Regions from separate parts of the Homo sapiens genome. Here region 1 is linked to region 2. A link is an interaction called in ENCODE POLR2A ChIA-PET data of the cell type or tissue named here. Cell type or tissue: Caco-2. All regions are shown on one strand. Each heading gives the region's core, and the rest is flanking DNA. Links, peaks and the distances in the headings are about the cores only.

Evidence for each region. Peaks named below come from ENCODE experiments on the same cell type or tissue, not always from the same donor. Only the 100,000 strongest peaks of a DNase experiment are listed, where the experiment ranks them.
Region 1: POLR2A ChIA-PET joins it to region 2 with 10 read pairs; 6 of 35 experiments call an interaction of 5 or more read pairs at or near these places.

Annotation. Positions count from the first base shown.
Region 1 is chr17:44,653,655-44,656,568 of GRCh38, reverse strand. MEIOC (meiosis specific with coiled-coil domain) reads right to left here and starts at 101. Exons shown (of 8, transcript NM_001145080.3): 1 at 1-101. RefSeq lists a silencer at 88-297. In Caco-2, for the core only: no CTCF peak of the experiment used is centred there; no DNase peak of the experiment used is centred there.
Region 2 is chr17:44,525,328-44,528,241 of GRCh38, reverse strand. No RefSeq gene overlaps it. Among named protein-coding and RNA genes, the nearest start is that of GPATCH8, 23 kb to the right of the region's middle. In Caco-2, for the core only: no CTCF peak of the experiment used is centred there; no DNase peak of the experiment used is centred there.

The DNA.
Region 1 (2,914 bases), core at 210-2,709, 130 kb before region 2:
ACGGGGGTGATGGGGGGGGCGTCCAGGCCCGGCTCCCTCAGCCCGCACCCCGCCGTCTCCGCAGCCGCCTCCGCCGCCCGGGCGCTGCCTGGAGCCAGTGTGCGGGTAAGGGAAGTCCGAGCGGGGAGGGAGGGGCGGGGGCAGAGGCCGTTACCTGGCCTGCCTGGGGCTCGCGGCTCGGCACGCGACACGGCACAGGCGCGCCCCGCCCCGCTGTGAGGCCCGCCCCTCCCGTTTCGCAGCCCGCCATTGGTCCGATGCCCATCCAATGGGCGACCACTCCAGGCTCCGTTACCCCCCAGAGACAAGGAGAGGAAGGGGCGGTTAGCGGACCACGCTCTCTCGCCGCTTCTGAGCTTTTCCCGCTCAAAGTAAATGTGTTCGGGATTGGCCCGGACTGGCAGGCACCGGCCCGATGATTTGCTGATAGGGCAGCGGAGAGGCCGGTCGTGGAAGGTTGAAAGAGCTAAAGAGCGCAGCCCTACCGGGTGGGAGAGGTGTTGGAGGCACTTGGAAGATTTGAGAAGTCGCTCAGCAACTGGCTTATCCTCCAAAACCTAGCTGTTGCGCACATTTCATTTGTCCGACATTTCATATTTGTTCCTTAGTCCCTCCCGTAGCTTCAGAATCCGTTGGAGCTGCCCAGAGACTGATATATCTTGTACCGGTTTGGGGAGGGCGAGGAGCAACTTGTGGATTGGGTGTTGCTGGGAGACCCCTTTTTGAGGGAGAGCTGCCCTGTGTCCTAAGCCCGGGCTTTCAGTCCGGGTTAAGGCATTTAAGTGTTAATGTGACTTTTGAACAAAGTTCGCTGTGACCTTTTTGTTCGTTTTTGTTTGTCTGTGTAAAACAGGGTCTTGCTCTGTCGCCCAGGCTGGAGTGCAGTGGCGCTATCATAGCTCGTTGCAGCCTTGAACTCCCGGGTTCAAGCGACCCTCCCGCCTCAGCCTCCCGAGTAGCTGGGGCTGCAGGCACGCGGCGCCACCACTCCTGGCTAATTTTTTAATTTTTTTGTAAAGCTGAAGGGCGGGGGGGTTGGGTCTCCTTATGTTGCCCAGGCTGGTCTCAAACTCCTGGTCTCGAGCGATCCTCCCGCCTCAGCCTCCCGAGTAGTTGGGGCTACAGGCGCGTGCCACCACTCCCAGCTAATTTTTTTTTTTTTTTTTTTTTTGGTGAGATGGAGTCTCACTGTCGCCAGGCTAGAGTGCGGTGGCGCAAAGGCTCACTGCAACCTCCGCCTCCCGGGTTCAAGCGATTCTCCCGCCTCAGCCTCCCGAGTAGCTAGGACTACAGGCCCACGCCACCACGCCCCGCTAATTTTTGTATTTTTAGTAGAGACGGGAATTTCACCATGTTGTCCAGGATGGTCTCGATCTCTTGACCTCGTGATCCGCCCGCCTCGGCCTCCCAAAATTCTGGGATTACAGGCGTGAGCCACGGCGCCTGGCCCTAGCTAATTTTTTAATTTTTTTGTAGAGCTGGGGTTGGAGGTGGGGATGGGGGTAGGGGGTTGGATCTCCTTATGTTGCTCAGGCTGGTCTTGAACTGAACTCTTGGCCTGAAGTGATCCTCCGCCTCGGCCTCCCAAAGTGTGGGATTACAGGTGAGAGCTTACATAAACAAGCCATTCCAGGCACCCAACAAACCATTCACATAGCAGTCAGATTGGGGATGTGATGGTCTCAGAGAAATGCTAGTTTTTGTCCCTAGACACTGCTAAAAAATCAGATAGTTGAAATATAAAAGAAGTAAACACAGTAAGCACCTTTAGGCTGTTTTTATATTTAAAATCAAAACTTGAGAAATGAGCACTTAAGTGGAAGATACTGTTTTAACTCAGACACGAATGGAAGTAGGAGGATGAGTTTTATTGACCCATATTGTCCTGATAGTTACTTCAGGTCTCTACTCAGCTTTGAGTTCAGAAAGCTCACCAAGGCTGGGCGCAGTGGCTTGTGCCTGTAATCCCAGCACTTTGGGAGGCCGAGGCAGGAGGATTGCTTGAGCCCAGGAGTTGCCCAGCCAGGGCAACATAAGGAGACTTCGTCTCTACAAAAAAATTAACAATTAGTTGGGTGTGGTGGTGTGTGCCTGTAGTCCCAGGTACCTGCACTTGGGAGGCTGAGATGGGAGGATCGCCTGAGCTGGAGAGTTGGAGGATGCAGTGAGCCATAATCACTCCATCACACTCCAGCCTGGGCAACAGAGCAAGACCCTGTTTCAAAAAAAAAAAAAAAAAAAAAGGAAGAAAGAAAAGAAAAAAAGCTGCTGGACTCACACCTGTAATCCCAGCATTTAGGGAAGCAAAGGCAGGAGGATAGATTGAGCCCAGGAGTTTGAGATTTGCCTGGGGAATATAGTGCTCCACAAAAAGGAAAAACAAAATGTGCATGCACACACACACACACACACACAAACACACACACACGCACACACACTTAAAAAAAGCTGACCAGGTGGTGTGGCTCTAACAGTTACATTTCTCTGCCTCAGCCTTAAAGTTGCTGGTGTAGGGCTCATTGCATTGAGGACTACTGGCTTTTTCCCCCTCTCCTATACTCCCTAGAAGCATTTTGAAAAGCTATGAATCCCCTTATGTATTTTTATAGTAAAATATACATAAGATTTGTCGTTTTTAAGTGTTTGGTTAAGTGGCATTAAGCACATTCATAATGTTGTGTAACCATGACCGCTCTACAGTTTCAGAACTTCATTAATCACAAACAGAAACTCTGCAGCATCCCATAAATAATTATTCCCCATGCCCCCTTCTCCCAGTTCTGGCAACCACCATTCTACTTTCTATCTCTATGAATTTGACTACTCTAGGTACCATATATAAGTGGAATCATACAATATTTATCCTTTTGTGCCTGGCTTATTTTACTAAGGTAAAATAAACCTTGTCATCAAG
Region 2 (2,914 bases), core at 277-2,776:
TGGTGGGCTGCAGGTCCCGAGCCCTGCCCCGCGGGAAGGCAGCTAAGGCCGGGTGAGAAATCGAGCCCAGGGCCGGTGAGCTGGCACTGCTTGGGGACCAAGTACAGCCTCCGTAGCCGCTGGCCCGGGTGCTAAACCCCTCATTGCCCCGGGCCGGCAGGGCCGGCAGGGCCGGCCGGCTGCTCCGAGTGCAGGGCCCACCAAGCCCACGCCCACCCGGACATCCAGCTGGCCTGCAAGCACGGCACCCAGCCCCGGTTCCCGCTCGCGCCTCTCCCTCCACACCTCCCTGCAAGCTGAGGGAACTGGCTCTGGCCTTGGCCAGCCCAGAAAGGGGCTCCCACAGTGCAGCGGTGGGCTGAAGGGCTCCTCAAGTGCCGCCAAAGTGGGAGCCCAGGCAGAGGAGGCGCCGAGAGCAAGCGAGGGCTGTGAGGACGGCCAGCACGCTGTCACCTCTCACCAGCTACTTGGGAGGCTGATGCAGTAGAATTGCTTGAACCCAGAGGCAGAGCTTGCATTGAGCTGAGATCACACCACTGTACTCCAGCCTGGGCAACAGAGCAAGACTCCATCTCAAAATAATAATAATAATAATAATAATAATAATAATAATATTCACCATTTGAAGTGTACGATTCAGTGGCTTTTAGTATATTGACAAGGTTGTACAACCATTACCACTATCTAATTCCGTAACATTTTTATCACTCTCAAAAGAAATCCTGTACCTATTATTTGCCATTCCTCCCTCCTCCCCCCCTCTCTGGCAACCACAAGTGTACCTTCTGTTTCTGTGGATTTGCCTACTCTGGACATTTCACATAAATGGAACATGTAATATGTGGCCTTTTGTGTCTGGATTCTTTCACTTAATATAATGTTTTCAAAGTCCATCCATGTCATAACATGTATCAACACTTCATTCCTCTTTATGGCTGTATAATATTCCGTTGTATGGATATACCACATTTTGTTTATCCATTCATCTGTTGATGGACATTGAGTTGCTTCCACTTTTTGGCTATTATGAATCATACTGCCATGAACATTTGTGTACAAATCCTCATCCCTTCTTGCATCTCAGACCTTCCATCTGGGATCCCTTTCCTTCTGCCTGAATTGCATCCTTTAGAATTTTTTTCATGAGGCACTTCAGTGAGGCTGATAGCAAACTGTTTTAGTTTTTACTTGTTTGAAAATTCAGTCTTGGCTGGGTGTGGTGGCTCACACCTGTAATAACAGCACTTTGGGAGGCCGAGGCAGGTGGATCACCTGAGGGTCAGGAGTTCGAGACCAGACTGATCAACATGGTGAAACTCCGTCTCTACAAAAATTAGCTGGGCGTGGTGGTGGGTGCCTGTAATCCCAGCTACTTGGGAGGCTGGGGCAGGAGTAGGCTGCCCCACTTGAACCCGGGAGGCAGAGGTTACGGTGAGCTGAGATCATGTCATTGCACTCCAGCTTGGGTGACAGAGAAAGACTCCATCTCAAAATAAAAAAGAAAGAAAGAAAAGAAAAGAACATTTACTCTTGAATTCTAGGTTGGAAGTTATTTTCTTTCAGTATGTTCAAGATATCATTCTACTGGCTTATGGCTTCCATTATTGCTGTTGTTGAGAAGGCTGCTCTTAAGATTTTCTTTCTATATTCAGGCCAGGCGCAGTGGCTCATGCCACCTAGCACTTTGGGAGGCCATGGTGGGTAGATCACTCGAGGTCAGGAGTCAAGACCAGCCTGGCCAACACAGTGAAACCCCGTGACTACTAAAAATACAAAAATTAGCTGGATGTGGTGGTGGGCACCTGTAATCCCAGCTACTCGGGATGCTGAGGCAGGAGAATCTCTTGAACCTGAAGGCAGAGGTTGCAGTGAGCTGAGATCATGAGCTGAGATCACGCCACTGCACTCCAACCTGGGTGATGGAGTGAGACTTTCTCTCAAAATAAAATTTTTTTTCTTTCTGTATTCAGAATTCTGACATTTCATTGTGATGTATCTGCATGTAGATTCTATTTTATTTATCCTGCTTAGAATTCTTCACGCTTCCAGAACTTGTGGATTGATGCTCCATCAGAATTGGGAAATTCTCAGCCATTATCTTTTCAAATCTTCACCTTGCCACATTCTCTTGTTCTTTCCTTTAAAAAAAAAGTATTTTAAATAAAATAAAATGGGGTCTTGCTGTTTTGCCCAGGCTGGGTTCAAAATCCTGGCTCAAGCAATACTCACATAGTGGGATGAAAGGTATGCATGCACCACCATGCCTGGCTTCTTTTTTTTTTTTTCCTTCTAGAATTCTGATTAAACGATATTAGATTCTTTCATTGTATCCTCCATGTGTCTCAAACTCTTCTTTTTGTCCCTTTTCTGCATTCTGGGTAATTTCTTCTGCTCTGTCTTCCAATGCCTCTCTGGGATCCCACTTTCCTTTAAGTTTTGGCCTGGAAATTCATCTCTCTTGTCAAATATCTGTAATATTGCTAAGGATTTTTTTTTTTTAATTGATCATTCTTGGGTGTTTCTCGCAGAGGGGGATTTGGCAGGGTCACAGGACAATAGTGGAGGGAACGTCAGCAGAAAAACAAGTGAACAAAGGTCTCTGGTTTTCCTAGGCAGAGGACCCTGCGGCCTTCCACAGTGTTTGTGTCCCTGGGTACTTGAGATTAGGGAGTGGTGATGACTCTTAAGGAGCATGCTGCCTTCAAGCATCTGTTTAACAAAGCACATCTTGCACCGCCCTTAATCCATTCAACCCTGAGTGGATACAGCACATGTTTCAGAGAGCACAGGGTTGGGGGTAAGGTCACAGATCAACAGGATCCCAAGGCAGAAGAATTTTTCTTAGTACAGAACAAAATGAAAAGTCTCCCATGTCTACCTCTTTCTACACAGACACAGCAACCACCCGATTTCT